2 separate regions of the Homo sapiens genome follow, and region 1 is linked to region 2. Evidence: chromatin loops called from intact Hi-C (ENCODE). Cell type or tissue: K562. All regions are shown on one strand. Each heading gives the region's core, and the rest is flanking DNA. Links, peaks and the distances in the headings are about the cores only.

Region 1 (8,502 bases), core at 429-8,428, 500 kb after region 2:
ATCAAAGAGATATCTGCACTCCCATGTTTGTTGCAGCACTGCTTACAATAGCTAAGAATTGGAATCAACCTAAGTGTCTATCAGCAGATGAACGGTTAAAGAAAATGTGATATGTATACACAGTGGAATACTATTCAGCCATAAAAAAGAATTAGATCGTGTCATTTGCAACAACATGGATGGAACTGGAGGTCATTATGTTAAGTGAAATAAGCCAGGCACAGAAAGACAAACATTGTCTGTTCTCACTTATTTGTTGGAGCTAAAGATAAAAACAATTGAACTCATGGACATAGAGAGTAGAAGGATGGCTACCAGAGACTAGGAAGGGGAGTGGGGGGCTGGTGGCAAAAATGAGGATGGTTAATAGGTACAAAAAAAAAATAAAATGAATAAGACCTAATATTAATATTTTATAGCACAATAAGGTGACTATAGACAATAATAATTGTACATTATAAAATAACTAAAAAAGTGTAATTGAATTATTTGTAACACGAAGGATAAATGCCTGAGGGGATAGACATCCCATTCTCCATGATGTGATAACTTCACGTTGCATGCCTGTATCAAGACATCTCATGTACCCCATAAATATATATATGTACTATGTACCCACAAAAGTTTAAAAAATAATTTAAGTATGGTATATACATACAATGGAATACTATTCAGCCTTAGAAAGGGATGAAATTCTCATATGTGCTACAACATGGATGAACCTTGAAGACATTATGGTAAGTGAAATAAGCCAGACACAAAAGGACAAATACTGTATTATTTCACTTATATGAGGCATCTAGAAGAGTCAAATTCATGGAGACAAAAAGTAGGATAGAGGTACCAGAAACTGGGGAGAAAGGGAAATGTGGAGTTATTGTTTAACAGACACAAAGTTTCCACTTGGGACAAAGAAAACATTCTTGAGATGAATAATGGTAACGGCTGCACAATAATGTAAGTGCACTTAATACTTAAAATAGTAAGTTTTGTGTTATGTGTATTTTATCACATTAAAGAAATATTATGCCTACAACTTCTAGTATAATAGAAAGAGGCCGAGTTTGAAGATAAGAGGAAGTTAAGAGTCCTAGTTCTGGTACTTGCAGGCTGTGTAATTTGGGGAAAGTCATTTAGCCTCTCAAAGGATCAGTTTTCTCATGTCTAAAATGGGACCGAAGGGATGCAGAAAAAAGTTCTAAGAGGGAAGTTTATAGCAATAAACACCAAAATCAAAAAAGAAGAAAGATCTCAAATAACATAGTATTACACCTCACTAAATTAGAAAAAGAACAAACTAAACCCAAAGTTAGTAGAAAGAAGGAAATATTAAAGAGCAAAGCAGAAATAAATGGAATAGACACCAGAAAAATAGTAGGAAAAAAACAATAAAACTAAGAGTGGCTTTTTTAAAAGATAAACAAAATTCAAAAAAGAGAAGACTCAAATAAATTCAATCAGAAGAAATGAAATAGGAGACATTACAACTGATACCATGAAAATACAAAGGATCATAAAAGATGACTGTGAACAATTATACACCAACAAATTGGATAATCTAGAAGAAATGGATAAGTTCCTAGACACACAACCTACCAAGACTGAATCATGAAAAAATAGAAAATCTGAACAGACCAATAACAAGTAAGGGCTTTAAATCAGTAATAAAAATATCCTATCAAAGAAAAGCCCAGAATCTGATGGCTTCACTGCTGAATTCTACCCAGCAATTAAAGGATTAAAGCAATTCTCAAACTCTTCTAAAAAATTGAAGAAGAAAGAATAAAATGAAACAATAATCACTAGTTTGCGTGGTTGTTCTGAGATTTAGAGATAATACATGTAAACACCTAACATAATATCTGGTCTCCAGTGAGTGCCATTAAATGGTATTCTTATGCACATTTCAGCCTGGCATGGTGGCTCATGCCCATAATCCCAGCACTTTGGGAGGTCAAGGTGGGTGGATCACTTGAGCCCAGGAGTTCCAGACCTGCCTGGGCAATATGAAGAAACCTCATCTCTACAAAATTACAAAACTTAGCCAGGTCTGGTTGCACACACCTGTGGTCCTAGCTACTCGAGAGGCTGAGGTGGGAGGATCGCTTGAGCCCAGAAAGTTGAGGCTGCTGTGAGCTATGTTCAGGCTACTGCACTCTAGCCTGAACGACAGAATGAGACCCTGTCTCAAAAAAAAAAAAAAAAAAAAATACACATTTCAATTCAAAGAATAATACATGTAAAGAACAAATTCACTTTTCAAAATTTGAAATTATATACATAAATTATGTAGGTCACTCTTACCAATAACTGTTTGCTAAAGAGAAATTGTTTAATACCAAAATACTTTATTCTAAGCTTTGCTTTCACCATCAATTCTAACTTGGTCATAAATCACAGCAATAAAGGCTGCCTCCATGTGAGTCTGAATGTCTAAGCTCCAAGAGCCAAAAGATGATTTTGTTTTTCATCTACCTTTGGGTTCCAGCTTACAAATATTTTCATTAAACATCTAATGACTTTGCAATGAAGTTACTATTTCTCTGTTCAGTGCCCAATTTAAAGCTAAACAAGTGGAAAGATTTAATATAATTTAATATAATTATTGCCTCATAAAATATCTAGGGTTGGAATTAATCCCTAAATTACCTGTACGTATACATAACTTTAGGAAGACACACTAAGTAAAAAGCAATTCCTTTTGTGCTGTTTTGTAAGGTTGAAGGCAGAAAAACAGCTTCTGTTCAGAGGAGGCCCCCAGTGAATTAAGGTTAAAAGGATTTGCCCTTGCAGGACCCCAGGTCTCTAATTGGGGCCTTCAATTCCTGTAATCCAGAAGGATTGAGACCAGACGCTTCTAGATTATTGCCAAAGCCCACAGGTGACTCAAAAGGAAAAAACAATTAGTGCCCCAAAAACCCTTCAGATAGAAAAGAGGTATTTAATGAAACCTGAAGCAGGCCCAGCCAGGGCAAGCTTCTTAGTGAATATTCAGCCATTAGCAAAAGGGAAGAAAATCTATTTATTTCCCTGTTCAGTTTTAATTTCACTAAATATCTGAGGTTTTTCTTTCTAGGGTACATTAATTTGCTACTTTAAAGGGACTACAAGGGTGATTATATCCATATTTAAGATTCTTTGCAATGCCACAATCTTTAATAGTAATAAAAATAAAACATATCATATAAAGAATTCAAATTCTATACATTTTTATTCTTGTAACACATAAGCCTGTGTGAAGAATCTAAAATCTTACAAACCCATTAAACTGCAAGAATAATTCAAGCAGGAAAGATTAGTATGGAAGGAAGGTTCTAGAAGCTAGGCTCCAAATGTACAGTGGTTCTCAACCTGGGCTGCACACTGGAATCACATGAGGAATTTTTTAAAATACCAATGCCCTCTACCCACCCATGAAGATTGTGACATAATCGGTCTGGGGGCAGCCTGGACATTAAGGATTTTAAAATCTCACCAGGTGATTCTAAAGTGCATCTAAGGCTGAGAATGACCTCTTTAAAGAAAAGTCAACAGGAGTATCGAAGACAATCATCTATTCCATTCAGGACCAGCTGCATGATTTTCAGGGCCCAGTGCAAAATGAAAATATGGGTCCCCTTGTTTCAAAATTACTAAGAATTCAAGATGACGAGAGGCAAGCATTAAACCAAGCGTGGGGTTCCTCTAAGCACAGGGCCCTGTCTGAGTGTCCAAGTCACAGGCCCATGAAACTGGCCTTGATTCCATTCTTTACTAAACCAAACTTTTATTTTTTAGGAACTAGTTTCTTTGGAATGGTGAGGAAATATGTCATCTTCTCAATGTGGTATTCACTGTGTCTCTAGGATCCCACAAGTAACTAATCTCTGAGCAATATCATTGTCTATTTAAACAGCCTGATTTGCCTTGAAAGCTCCCTCACTCTGTCAAGATGAATAAAAGGCAGAACTATAGAACGATTTTATAGAGACAATTGGGAATTTCACTTCGTAACCTCATCTACAATAAAAAAAAACTTACCTATGAAATATTAACTCTGAACGAAGGCTTCTTGGTCTAGAAAATAAAACATCTGGACGCAGCTGCTCATGGCTATATTCCCAACACTGGGAGGCCAAGGTGGGTGAATCGCCCTGGGCAATAGAGTAAGATCCCGGTCTCTACAAAAAATGCAAAAATTAGCTAGATGTGGTGAAGCATGCCTATAGTCCTAGCTACTCAGGAGGCTGAGGTGGGAGGATCACACGATCCAACCACTGCACTCCAGCCTGGGCGACAGAGTAAAACCTTGTCTCAAAAATAAATAAATAAACACAACAAACAAAAATCTTTGAGTCTGGAATAGTCTCTTTTAAAAACTCACTAATTCTCACATCTCTGCCCCATGCATCTGGCAATTATCACACTACAAATTTTATTAGCCAACATCTACAGTAAAGATTCAAACTTCTAAGCCTCCATTTGTTTAACAAATTGTTCTTATCTATTTACCAAAAGATATAATATCTGTTTACCAGTATGTATAGTTCTTATCTATTTACCAATATTTGTAGTATATTAAATATTACTATAATTTCTGGGAAAACCTGATAATCAAATATGTAGGAACTCCCTAATTGCAAATTTTGTCACTCTAGTCTTTTCAGGTTAAAGGATCACTTTTTTCTCTCTTTCACATTATACAATGTTAGGAGAGCCCCCTGCTGTCCAAAGTAAAATTCTAATTTCAGAAAATTTAAATAAATGGAGCACAATGCCTGCCCTCTCCTCACCCAGTTTATCCTCTTAGTATCACTGCTCTTGGAACTAATAGGGGAAGATTTAAGATTAGAGAGAATTAGAAAAAAGCTGTGAAAAACAGGCTTTGACTTGGGAGGGAAAAAAAAGTCAGACTCCTAGTTAGATAGATCTCAGATGCCCAATCACCCCAACACACACACACACACACACACACACACACACACACACACACAGACACACACGCTTCAGCCTCTACCCAACATTTCTAACCCTTCACTTCTCATTTGCATTTTGCAATGCTCCACTGTCTGAGATCCGTTAGGTTGAAATGAACCAGAAACTCAGGGGATGAGAGCCCAGCAATCTGTGTTTTAATAAGCCCACCAGAGGATTCTGATGCATGCCAAAGTTTGAGAAACACTAATTTACAACATTACCTCTTCTGATGAAATGAGAGATTTCATTTCAGAGGCACACAATCTAAATGTTCATAAGTGACTCAAGGAGTTTGTTACAAATCCAGATAGATTTGCAGGCCCCACCTCACCCTCAGATATTTTGATTCAGTAAGTCTACAGTAGGATCCAGAAATCTGTATTGAACAAGCACCACCGGTGATTCCAATGCAAGTTAATGGAAGGACCATACTTCCTAAGTCACTAATATAGTGAGTGGGGTGGGTAATTCTAGAGCATGGAGCACATTAGGAATATGTTAGACTTGAGTGGGAAACCACAAGGTGGGAAGCATTAAAGATAGCATGGGAGTCCTGGTTCCTTGGGAGAAGGGTGCAGAAAAGGAAGCTGGCACTGGCCAAATATAAATTGTTCTTGTTTTAAAATATTTTGCCTGGGTTTTGTTCTGCTTCATAAAAACAAAAGACCCTACTTCCTTCTCATCTCTATTACTGCATGGCTCCTTTCTACAGGCCCCAGAAATCAGGCTACAGTTATTGTGAAAGTCATTATGGTTTAATTGAACTTTTGTTGACTAGTCAGAGAAACTAACCATCATATATGATCATTTTTATGGGAATGTGTTCCTATAGAACAAATATTTAAAAGAAACTTTTGGAACATAACCCTTTTATAAGTTGGGAATTGGCTGATTTTATTTAATTTTTCATAATTTTGTCTTGAACTTATGGATATGCCAAATAGTGAGTAGGGAAGAGTTTTACCGTGAGTGGCTGCCAAATTAAAGTTTAATTTGATTTAAACTTTAGAATATGTAATCACTGATATATATAACCCTAAGTCTTACTGAGTATATAGTAGTCTTTTTATTGCTTGCTGTCCCACAATATACAATAAATGGCAGCTGCATACATTAATGTACAGAGTATGCATTATATATCTATATCAATACTGAATACATCACACATGCACAATGTATTATATAACTGTCTCATATGCATATATTACAGGTACTTTATATAATATAGAATGCATATGTATAACCAATTTAGGAACAAGCAGTATCATGAGATGTTACGTGGCAGTACACTCTGTTTTTAAGAGTTTGGCCCTGAAGAGATTAGAAATATATGAACATTGAGTCCAATTATTCACACAACTATTCAAAACAGTATTTTGGGGAAAAACATATGTTCAAAACCTCTCCTCAAAGAATATCCCAAAACTTCAGTGCTAAATGAAACCACGATCAAATGCTAGATTCTGAACAGCAAATATGGTCTGTGGATTCCAAAGTGGATCAGATAAGAGTGGACCAAGCTAAAGCCACTCCCTCACCTGCCCTGCAAAAAACAATTTAAAGCAACTTTATCTCCAAAGGGGGAAAAAATCATATTATTCTAAAACAGCAACCCAAAATGATTAGCCTGAAATACTTCCTCTATGTGCCCCATGTAGAACTCTGATTTTTTACCTCCTCTTATAAACCTGCTTCCCACAATACTTCCAAGGAAGCAGATAAGAAAAGAGCCCTCCACTAACTAGGCTGAGCTTTCTCTGTTTAGGGAGAAGGTGGGTGTTGCTCAATAGGAAGAAACCCTATATTCCTGATTTACCTGGCCAACCCAACCCATCCTCCCCTGGGGATGTTTCTGGCAACCCCTTTCTTCTTGGACTGCATCCAGCTAATACCCCATGTGAGAAACAACTGCCACTTTACGCTGATCACACTCCTTAGCATTCCCAACTTAAGTTCTGTTATGAGTGTTAAGGGTCCCCAGGTGGATATTTTACCATGGAATCTGCATTTTTTTCCCTTGGTCTTTTGAAACATCCATAAACACCTAATAACTTTTCTTACCAGAAATACTGCAGCAATTGTTTAAAAAAAAAAAAAAGCCAGCAACCTCTAATGCAATTTAGCGCTTTGGGACATCCCTCTTCTGCCTCCATTGCACCCTTCCAAATACAGCCCTTCAACAGCTAAGGCTATGCCAAAAGTTTGTCGGGCCAACCAAACAAAACAAAAACTCAGGGCATTTAGGTAGTAAATACCATATTTCTCAAGAACACTCCCAGGAAAGCCTTGATAACTTTCAGCAAAAGCAAAAGCACTCCCTTGTAAGATGAAAATGAATAGTGATTCAGAGATGAAGTAGATCTTTTCATTCCAAAAGTAGATGTAACTGGGAATTAAAAGCCCTCTAAGGCCAAGGAGGGTAAAGCCCAAGAACTCAGCTTTTCAGCACAAGCAAAAGATGACCATCTCCACTGCCTCCAAGTGGCGGTTAGTTCTTGCTGCAGAGCACCAGCACCACCTCGTGTGCAAAAGCGTTTTCTTTTGTTTCCTCGAGAACCACTAGAAGCCTACAGTCTCTGCATTCTGAATCACAGTCTTTACCAGATTTTCAGAAGAGGCTGCAGGCAGAGAAAGCCCAAAAAGACTGTTCCTGCCTCTGGCCAGAAGGTGAAATCTTGGGAATTATCTGTAAGCACTATGTCCAGTATAGTCTTTAGCACGTTGTAACTATTTGTTTACTCACTTGACACCCCACTGACCCTGAACTCACAGAAAGAAGAGACTTTCTTCTATCTTTTTATTCCCAGAGTATCCCAGCCCTTGGCACAGAGTTGGCACATGGTAGAGATTTAACAAATACCTGATATATGAAAAGGATTCAGTAGAATTTTTAGGTGGGAAAACAAATTAGATCTAACATCAATACCAAACATCTTCCTCCAAATAGCTCTGCAGATTACATTGTAAAATTTACCTTTAGAATTTGATCAAATACAAGAAATGAAACCAACTTTGAGACACAAAAGTGCATTGATGTGTCTGGAAATTTCAATGAAAAATTAAGTGATTTCTAATTGACTTGCCTGAAGGATGAATTATGAAAGCGAGCATTTCTGAAAATAGGTAACAAAGCCCTAATACTCAAACTTGCCAGAATTATCCTACAAATTCTCATACACCTAAATACATGTCATATATTAGTACAGCTTTAGAAATAATTTGGGCAATCTTATGATAATAAAACAATCTAAGAGCACTTATAACTACTCAGCTTCTTTCTAGGAGTCCTATGTAATGCTCTAACATTCAGAAAGTAAGTAAAACTGAATTATTAAAAGCCACCCAATGTGGAGTTTTGCCTGATACAACAAAAAAATTACAGCCAATTCACGCACACCCTTCATCTGTCAAGAACCACAGCAGTGAATTCAGCAAGCCAAGAAAACTTTAATAAAATTACACAGGCCTCAGCATCCAAGAGCAGTCTCTCCATCCAAAACTTACAAATTCCAAGGCCAGAGAACAGTGTGACTAATCCTAACGAAA
Region 2 (8,502 bases), core at 84-8,083:
TGCAGAAGAGAAGTTTGAAGCTAGCAAAGACTGCTTTATGAGGTTTAAGGAAAGAATCACGAACTATTATATCAGGCAACATAAAAGTGTAAGGTGAAGCAGCAAGTGCTGATGTAGAAGCTGCTGCAAGTTATCCAGAAGATCTAGCTAGGATCATTGATGAAAGTCGCTACACTAAAAAAGAGATTTTCAATGTAGATGCAACAGCCTTATATCAGAAGAAGATGCCATCTAGGACCTTCATAGCTAGAGAGGAGAAGTCAATGACTGGCTTCAAAGCTTCAAAGGACAGTCTGACTCTCTTGTTAGGGGCTAGTGCAGCTGGTGACTTTAAGTTGAATACATTGCTCAACTTAAAGAAACCATTGTTCAACCATTGTAAAACTCCTAGGGCTCTTAAGAATTATGCTAAATCTACTTTGTCTATGCTCTATCAGTCTATGCTCTATCAATGTACAAAGCTTGGATAACAGCACATCTGTTTACAGCATAGTTTACTAAGTATTTTAGCTGACTGTTGAGACCCAGTGCTGAGAAACAGATTGCTTTCCAAAGACTACTGCTCACTGACAATGCACCTAGTCACCTAATAACTCTGATGGAGAAGTACAAGGAGATGAATGTTGTTTTCATGCCTGCTAACACAACATCCATGCTGTGGCTGATGGATCAAGGAGTAACTTCAAGTATTATGATTTAAGAAATATATTTTGTAAGGCTCTAACTACCATAGACAGTGATTCCTAACCGGGCGCGATGGCTCACGCTTGTAATCCCAGCACTTTGGGAGGCTGAGGTGGGCAGATCACGAGGTCAGGAGATCGAGACCATCCTGGCTAACACGGTGAAACCCCGTCTCTACTAAAAATACAAAAAAATTAGCTGGGCATGGTGGCGGGCGCCTGTAGTCCCAGCTACTCGGGAGGCTGAGTCAAGAGAATGGCATGAACCTGGGAGGCGGAGCTTGCAGTGAACCGAGATCGCGCCACTGCTCTCCAGCCTGGGTGACAGAGCAAGACTCCATCTCAAAAAATAAAATAAAATAAAATTAGTGATTCCTCTGAGGGATATGGGCAAAGTAAATTGAAGACCTTCTGGAAAGGATTCACCATTCTAGACGCCATTAAAAACATTTGTAATTCATCAGAGGAGGTCAAAATAGCAACCCTAATGGGAGTTTGGATGACTTTGAGGGGTTCAGGACTTCAGTGAAGGAAGTAACTGCAGATGTGTGGAAACAGCAAGAGAACTAGAAGTGGAGCCTGAAGATGTGACTGAATTGCTGCAATCTCATGATCAAACTTGAATGGATGAGGAGTTGCTTCTTATGGAGGAGCAAAGAAAGTGGTTTCTTGAGATGAAATTTACTCCTGGTGAAATGCTGTGAACACTGTTGAAATGACAACAAAGGATTTAGAATATTACAAACTTAGTTGATAGAGCAGTGGCAGAGTTTGAGAGGACTGACTCCAATTTTGAAAGAACTACTGTGGGGAAAGTGCTATCAAACATCATGTTGTACACAGAAATCTTTCATGAAAGGAAGAGTTGATCTATGCAGCAAACTCCATTGTTGTCTTATGTTAAGAAATTGCCACAGCCACCCCGGCCTTCAGCAGCCACCATCCTGACTGGTCAGCAGCCAACAACACTGAGACAAGACCCTCCAACAGCAAAAAGATTACAACTCGCTGAACATTCACATGATCATTAGCATTTTTTAGCAATAAAGTATTTTTAAATTAAGGTATGTACATTGTTTTTTTAAACATAATGCTACTGCACACTTAATAGACTACACTATAGTTGTAAACATAACTTTTATATGTCCTGGGAAACCAAAAAATGTGTGTGACTCACTTTATTGCAATGGTCTGGGACCACACCCACAATATTTCAAGGTATGCCTGTTAGTTTCTTCAAGATTTGTTATGCGCTGAAAAAGTCCTACAATCTCTTTCCTATTTTTTGACTGTGCTGCCCCACCTTTTAAAAGTATAATCACTTTATCTGTACATTTATTACAGCATGCAGGTTTGGATATTTATATGTTTAAAACATTATCTAGGAAAAATCAAACTGATTCACTAGCTCACAGAAATTTAAGCCACATCAAGTGCTAAAAATACATTATAATTCTATATTTTTATTTGAAATTTTAAATTCACTTTATGAAACATGTATTGCATACATTCCGCTGAAGGACAACCAAACTATATTGCTTAATGCTTATGTTAATTAATGTTTCTCATTGTTTCATAATTTTAATTTTTCAAATTTCTAATTTCTAATTTCAGACAAAAAAAACAAGAATGCTGGGATTCTGACAAATAATCCTCGGAGCATCCATGCAGAAATAGCTTTTCGGCAACTCAGAGGGATAAGTATCTCTCCATCTCTTTTATCACATCAGAATATTGCATCTCCTACTGCACAAATATACCAGAGCAACCAAGATAAGAGAAGGTAAAGCTATTTTCTCTGTGTTTTAATATCATTTCTCATCATTAAAAAAGTACTCTCCATATTTGCTAGTCATGTATAACAGGAAATATTGTTATGTACTATTATATATTTACTCTGGGAACTAGAAAAAACTGTCAGATAGCATAAGACTTCTTAATTCCCACGTTCACCAAACCTTTCCCAAAGTCCAGTGTATTTACATAGTAATTCAAAAAGGCTGAGAAATGGCTATCAAGGTCAAATAATTCAGAGTACTAGTGCTCACTAGTGAGGGAACAATGAAATAGCTACATGGGAACTACTTTAATTGTATCCTCTACCAACTCACTCTACTCACTGAATTTGCAAAGCAGTTCACTTATACTGTAAACAGCAGATAAATTCAACTTTCTGAAACCGTGAAGGCTAAGAATTTTGTAAATTCTTCCGAATTTTCTTTAAAATTCCTACTTGCCTCCTTCTCCAGTCTGAATCTAGCCCTAGAGCCTAGCTCAAAGCCTAAGAACATTGCTAGTTCTCATTAAGAATACACTCTTCTGCTCAACACTTGACTTCTTAGATTCCCAAGTATTACCTGTCCCCCATCTTCCTGGCATCCCTGCTCCTGCTCATCTGTTAAAATGACCTACCTCAGCAGCAGATCTAGCTTAGGCTTGGCTCTTGCTGCACTGACTCCTCCTGCTTTAATCAGCCATGTCCCACTGAGTCCACAGTATTTTTTTTTTTTTTGAGACAGAGTTTCACTCTTGTTGCCCAGGTTAGAGTACAGTGGCACAATCTTGGCTCACTGCAACCTCCACCTCTTGGGTTCAAGCAATTCTCCTGCCTCAGCCTCTCGAGTAGCTGGGATTACTACGGGCATGCGCCACCATGCCCGGCCAATTTTTTTATTTTTAGTAAAGGCAGGGTTTCACCATGTTGGCCAGGCTGGTCTTGAACTCCTGACCTCAGGTGATCCACCTGCCTCAGCCTCCCAAAGTGCTCGGATTACAGGTGTGAGCCACCAATGGGATAATTTTGTCTTTTTGAAATTGCGCACATCTAAAATACAGAAATTATTTATTGCAGAATTACCTTAAGTTAGCTGATCCATTACAAAATTAAGTCACCACTATTTGACTAATTAAATCTTATTTCTTACAGAATTTTTGGGAGCAACTTTCCAAGATCAAATCGAATGTAACTGCCTAAAGAGAAATGAGCATACACCAAGAAACTCACCTGTTTAGTAGTTGTACAAAAACTAGCGGACAGTGGTCAGTTAAAAAAAAAAAAAAAAGATAATCATGTTACTTAAGTTACTGAAGCACTTCAGTTCCATATGAAGATAATCTATTACCCTTCATGAACTTGATTTAATATCACCTCTCTTAAACTTTCTTTATGGTTATCTTTAGTTATTTGTTTGAATTTCTATATCATAAAAATCATCAACTATTACATCAGACTACAATTTGAAAAGACAAAAGTGACATGAAACAAAGTCCAGAGAACTGAATGCTTAGTTCTAGTATTAGAAACATTTAGTCATGAAATGTCATTATGAAAAGTCATAGGAAGATATTGAGAAAAGATAACTTTAGGAAATAGGCATACTTTCATTTGTAGAGTATCTATTCATTTGAGATTACACAAAACTACAGCACATTTCTTACCAAACACAACTATTACTAAAGCAAGATGAGTTTTGCTAGTTGAACTACAGATTGGTTTTTAGGACTGTATTTTTTTAAAAAATACCCTCAAACCAGATCGGCCCTCAAAATTGTTTAGAGATGCAAATTGTGGGCATCAATAGTAGTTTCTAAATGTGGCTAACCGTGGGTGCAACCAGTCCTTCATGCTCTAAGAATAAAAAAAGCGTCCGATTTCAAATACAAATCATTTAATTACACCTACAGTGATACAAGTTTACAAGTAGTTTCAGGCTGAAGAGAACATGTATTCAAACTGAGTGGACACATTTAAAAATATGACCTTCAATAATTATACTTCACTGAACTTTTCTAAACTATTACATTGCATAGTACTAGGACGTATCACAGATTAATCAAATGTGGTTATGAATTTGCTTGTTACAGTTACTAAAATTGATAACCAAATTGCCAATCATATTTTGATATAAATGAGCTCCATCATTCATGAAGTATTCTATTCAAAATTTTAAAGTTATTGGCTCAACAGTACACATAGTTTCATAATATTTTATACTTTCCTTACACGAAAATAAATTATTTTAACTAAAATATGTAGACTTTATAATCTGTCTGGAAATAGTTTTAAAGGTACTTTGGAAATGATATAATTCCAATGTCTATGCAACAATTTTGTATTTTTCTTTTTAAATGCTGTATGTCTTTACTTTAATCATGTAATATTTAAAAGTTCAAACCTAATTACAGATTGATTTTGCTCTTTGTAATGTGTGGTTTTTAAACAACTATTACATTTAGGTGGAAATAGGATCTTTTGTTTAAAAACAACTATGCAGTTCTTAAGATGTCCAGAAGATGTCTTTGTTGCCCTTTAGTTTTGACAACTGCTTTCATTATAGTGTTGTGACAGTCTACTCTTCACTATTTATTACTAAATTGGCATCATCTTCTTTTTTTCTTTTATGATTATGTATAAATTAAATGCTGAATATATGTTACTTTTATAATAAAAAGTGTCTTAAAATAACAAAGTGGGAAAATAAATGTAATAGGTTTCACTGGAGAAAAATGTTCAGAATAGAAATATATAAAGCAGAAAAAACATAACTTACACTGTATTCACTTAGCATTTTGGCATATTTTCTTTTAGCCATTTTTCCTATGGACTTTTAATACATTTGAGATCTTCATGTGATTTTTATGTACACATTGTTAAATTTTGAGCTATTTATAATTCTTAAAAATTGTTAATTAAATGTCATCTGAGCCGGGCGCAGTGGCTCACATCTGTAATCCCAGCACTTTGGGAGGCCAAGGCAGGCAGATCACAAGGTCAGAAGTTCGAGACCAGCCTGGCCAATATGGTGAAACCCCATCTCTACTAAAAATACAAAAATTAGCCAGGCGTGGTGGTGTGCTCCTGTAGTCCCAGCTACTAGGGAGGCTGAGGCAGACAAATTGAGCAAGACTCCATCTCAAAAAAAAATTTTTTTTTCATCTAAATTTCTGAGTAGCTGGAATTACACCACCACGCCAGGTGCAGTGGTTCACGCCTGTAATCCCAGAACTTTAGGCGGCCAAGGTGGGCAGATCACCTGAGGTCAGGAGTTCAAGACCAGCCTGGCCAACAAGGCAAAGCCCCATCCCTACTAAAAATACAAAAATTAACTGGGAATGGTGGCGTACACCTGTAATCTCAGCTACTCAGGAGGCTAAGGCAGGAGAATCGCTTGAACCAGGGAGGCAGAGGTTGCAGTGAGCTGAGATGGCACCACTGCACTCCAGCCTGGGTGACAGAGTGAGACTCCCTCTCAAAAAAAAAAAAAAAAAAACTGTAAAAGAGAGTAAACTATTTATTCATCAAGGTATTTCACTTAGATAAAATGTATAATTTATCCAGTAAAGTTATTATGTCTTTGCTCCCAGCAAATGTCTTGATTTATTTTGCAAGCAAATGTATGATTATATAACTTGTTTTCATTAAAGACAATTCCACAAACAACCTGGTAAGCTAGAAATTAAGGCACTTTATAGATTAGAAGCCTCCAAAGCTGAACCGAATACAGGCAGTGTGAAATTAGTCTGATTTCTATATATAAAATTAACTGCGATTAATTGTCCAATACAAACTTTACTATTTACTTCCATTTTTAAAAAAATTTTTGTAGAGATGGAGTCTCACTATATTGCCCAGGCTGGTCTCAAACTCCTGGCTTCATGTAATCCTCCTGCCTCGGCTCCCGCAACGTGCTGGGATTATAGGCATGAGCCACCATGCCTGGCCATTTACTTCTAATTTTTCTAGTCTTAGATTTTTCTGACTATTGACACAAAATTAACTGATTGTGAATATATTTTTGCCTAGAATATCTAGTGTGCACTATGTATGTGTGTTTGCAGGCACTCCTGACTAGTTTACAAATAACCCTTATATTTAAGTAACATGCCATTTCACTCTTCATAAGCTATCTTACATTATGAAAAGTGTTTAATGTTTTAAAACATTAGATCTCACTCTTAGTCATGCTCTAGGCTCTTGGCTTCAATTAAATATTACTTACATAAAGGGAGGTAAGATTATTATAATATTCTATTAGTAGAAGCAAGCACTTACGGCCAAATTCCTTTGGTTATTCAGTGAAGCTAACCAAATCATTTTGGTTATGGGCTAGAAACCGGCTGGTTTTTCTGATGCCTTACTATAAAACTTAGAGCTTCTGGACCACCTGCAAGTGCTAACTATGTGTTCATTTTTCTACATTTTCCTCCCTTCTCCATTATTGAAGTATTTTTGAAGAAAAACCTACGCTGAACTGCAATTTAAATTCTCAGTTGCCTTTTAGAACTAGGTCAGTAAGAAATACCACAGCTATTTTATTAGTAATATTATTTCTGCAAGTTTTTACTTTACAAATATGTAAATTATACCATTCTACTGTTACTGTTTTTCTTTCCATTGTGAATAAAATTGTTTTGTAAACTACTCAAAAGACATTTCTCAGACTTAATTTACGCATTTTTATCTTAAGATTTTTGTTTTGGTAATGATTTTTCCTTAAAATTAAGCTAAAATGAATGATTTAATAGCAAAGACATACAATGTTGTAATATAAAAATAGAATAGCACATTCAAAGGAACTTAGAAGTAGCTTTGAAGGTATTAGTTAGCTGAAGTCAAATTATTTATCTTTTATATTTTATTAAGCACTACCTTAACTATATGCTCTTTTAGGTAAATCAAAAAGTCAGTTTATCAACATTGTCATTTTCCATATAAGATTCCAAAGATTCTGAAATGCTAAATTTTAAATTAGAACAGATTTTTTCTAATATCATTAAAAATAACAGTATTTCTATATGCTCTAAATAAAAATCCATTGAGATAACATAGTTTGTTTTTTCAAAATAGTTACATTTTGATCAAACATTAAAATAGAAAGGGATGCGAAGAATTTTTAACAAATAGCATTCTATATTTTCATTTGGTTTTTAATTTTATAATTGTAATTAACTTCTAAATGTTTAAAAATATTTTATACCAGCAGTTAATTTTAAACATTATAAATAGGAAAAGAATTAGTGATAATCTTACTATTTTTGTAAACCACAAAAATAACAATGACTATAGTTTAAATAGAAAAAAGATATGGTGATATGATTTTTGTTTGTTTCCAGTGGGGTTGGAGTGATTTAAAAGCTATAGCTTTTAATCAAGAGCTGCACGTTTTTCTTCTTGCTTATTGTAGAACATTATTTTTTCTAGAAAATGTTTTCAATAATTTTAGTGGTTTGGCTCTACTATTTGTTCCATCTTTAATTATAGCATAGCTCTTCCTCTCCCTTCCCTCTCAGAATGTTTTACAAGTGTGTCTCTCAAAGAACAACCAAAAAAGACTAATCAGTAAAATATATATATATATATATATAAAACATTTTAAAGTTTCTAATTATTTCTTATTCCCCTATCAATTTGGTTTAAAACAGGTATTTATAAACACTGGTAGCCTACTTTCCTAAGGCCTTTGATTTTATATGAAGTGCTTTAAAAGAGTTCAATCAACCTTAATGGTGCATTTTTAGTTAAGGAAATAGAATGGGGGTAAGTCAATTTGAGCTCCCAGACAAACAAGTGTCTTCAGAAAGAATCAGCCATAAATGGGTTTAGAAATCAGAGTACGAGTAAAATGCAGTGAGCAGAGCACTCAGGGAAACCAGATACAATGGAAAGAGTAAAATACTGCAGAGCTTTTTAAGGTTCATACAATTGGAACAATGGACTTGATCCAGCCATCTATGTTAAACTGTTAAAAGATAGGTGAAAAGCAAGCTGGAATTCTATAAAGAGTGTTGAGGAACAGTAGAATGAGGAGCTTTAAATCTA

What was found. Hi-C counts contacts between places; a loop is a spot of excess contacts. Peaks named below come from ENCODE experiments on the same cell type or tissue, not always from the same donor. Only the 100,000 strongest peaks of a DNase experiment are listed, where the experiment ranks them.
Region 1: it touches region 2 in a loop (10-fold over the local background); 25 of 110 quality-filtered maps call a loop at or near these places.

The regions. Positions count from the first base shown.
Region 1 is chr14:60,554,872-60,563,373 of GRCh38, forward strand. No RefSeq gene overlaps it. Among named protein-coding and RNA genes, the nearest start is that of SIX6, 50 kb to the left of the region's middle. In K562, for the core only: CTCF peaks have their summits at 4,705 (motif pointing left) and 7,455 (motif pointing left); no DNase peak of the experiment used is centred there.
Region 2 is chr14:60,059,714-60,068,215 of GRCh38, forward strand. LRRC9 (leucine rich repeat containing 9) reads left to right here. Exons shown (of 33, transcript NM_001395648.1): 32 at 2,298-2,466; 33 at 3,610-7,104. The coding sequence ends at 3,649. The region is part of intron 1 of PCNX4-DT (PCNX4 divergent transcript); the gene reads right to left. Among named protein-coding and RNA genes, the nearest start is that of PCNX4-DT, 28 kb to the right of the region's middle. In K562, for the core only: a CTCF peak has its summit at 4,971; no DNase peak of the experiment used is centred there.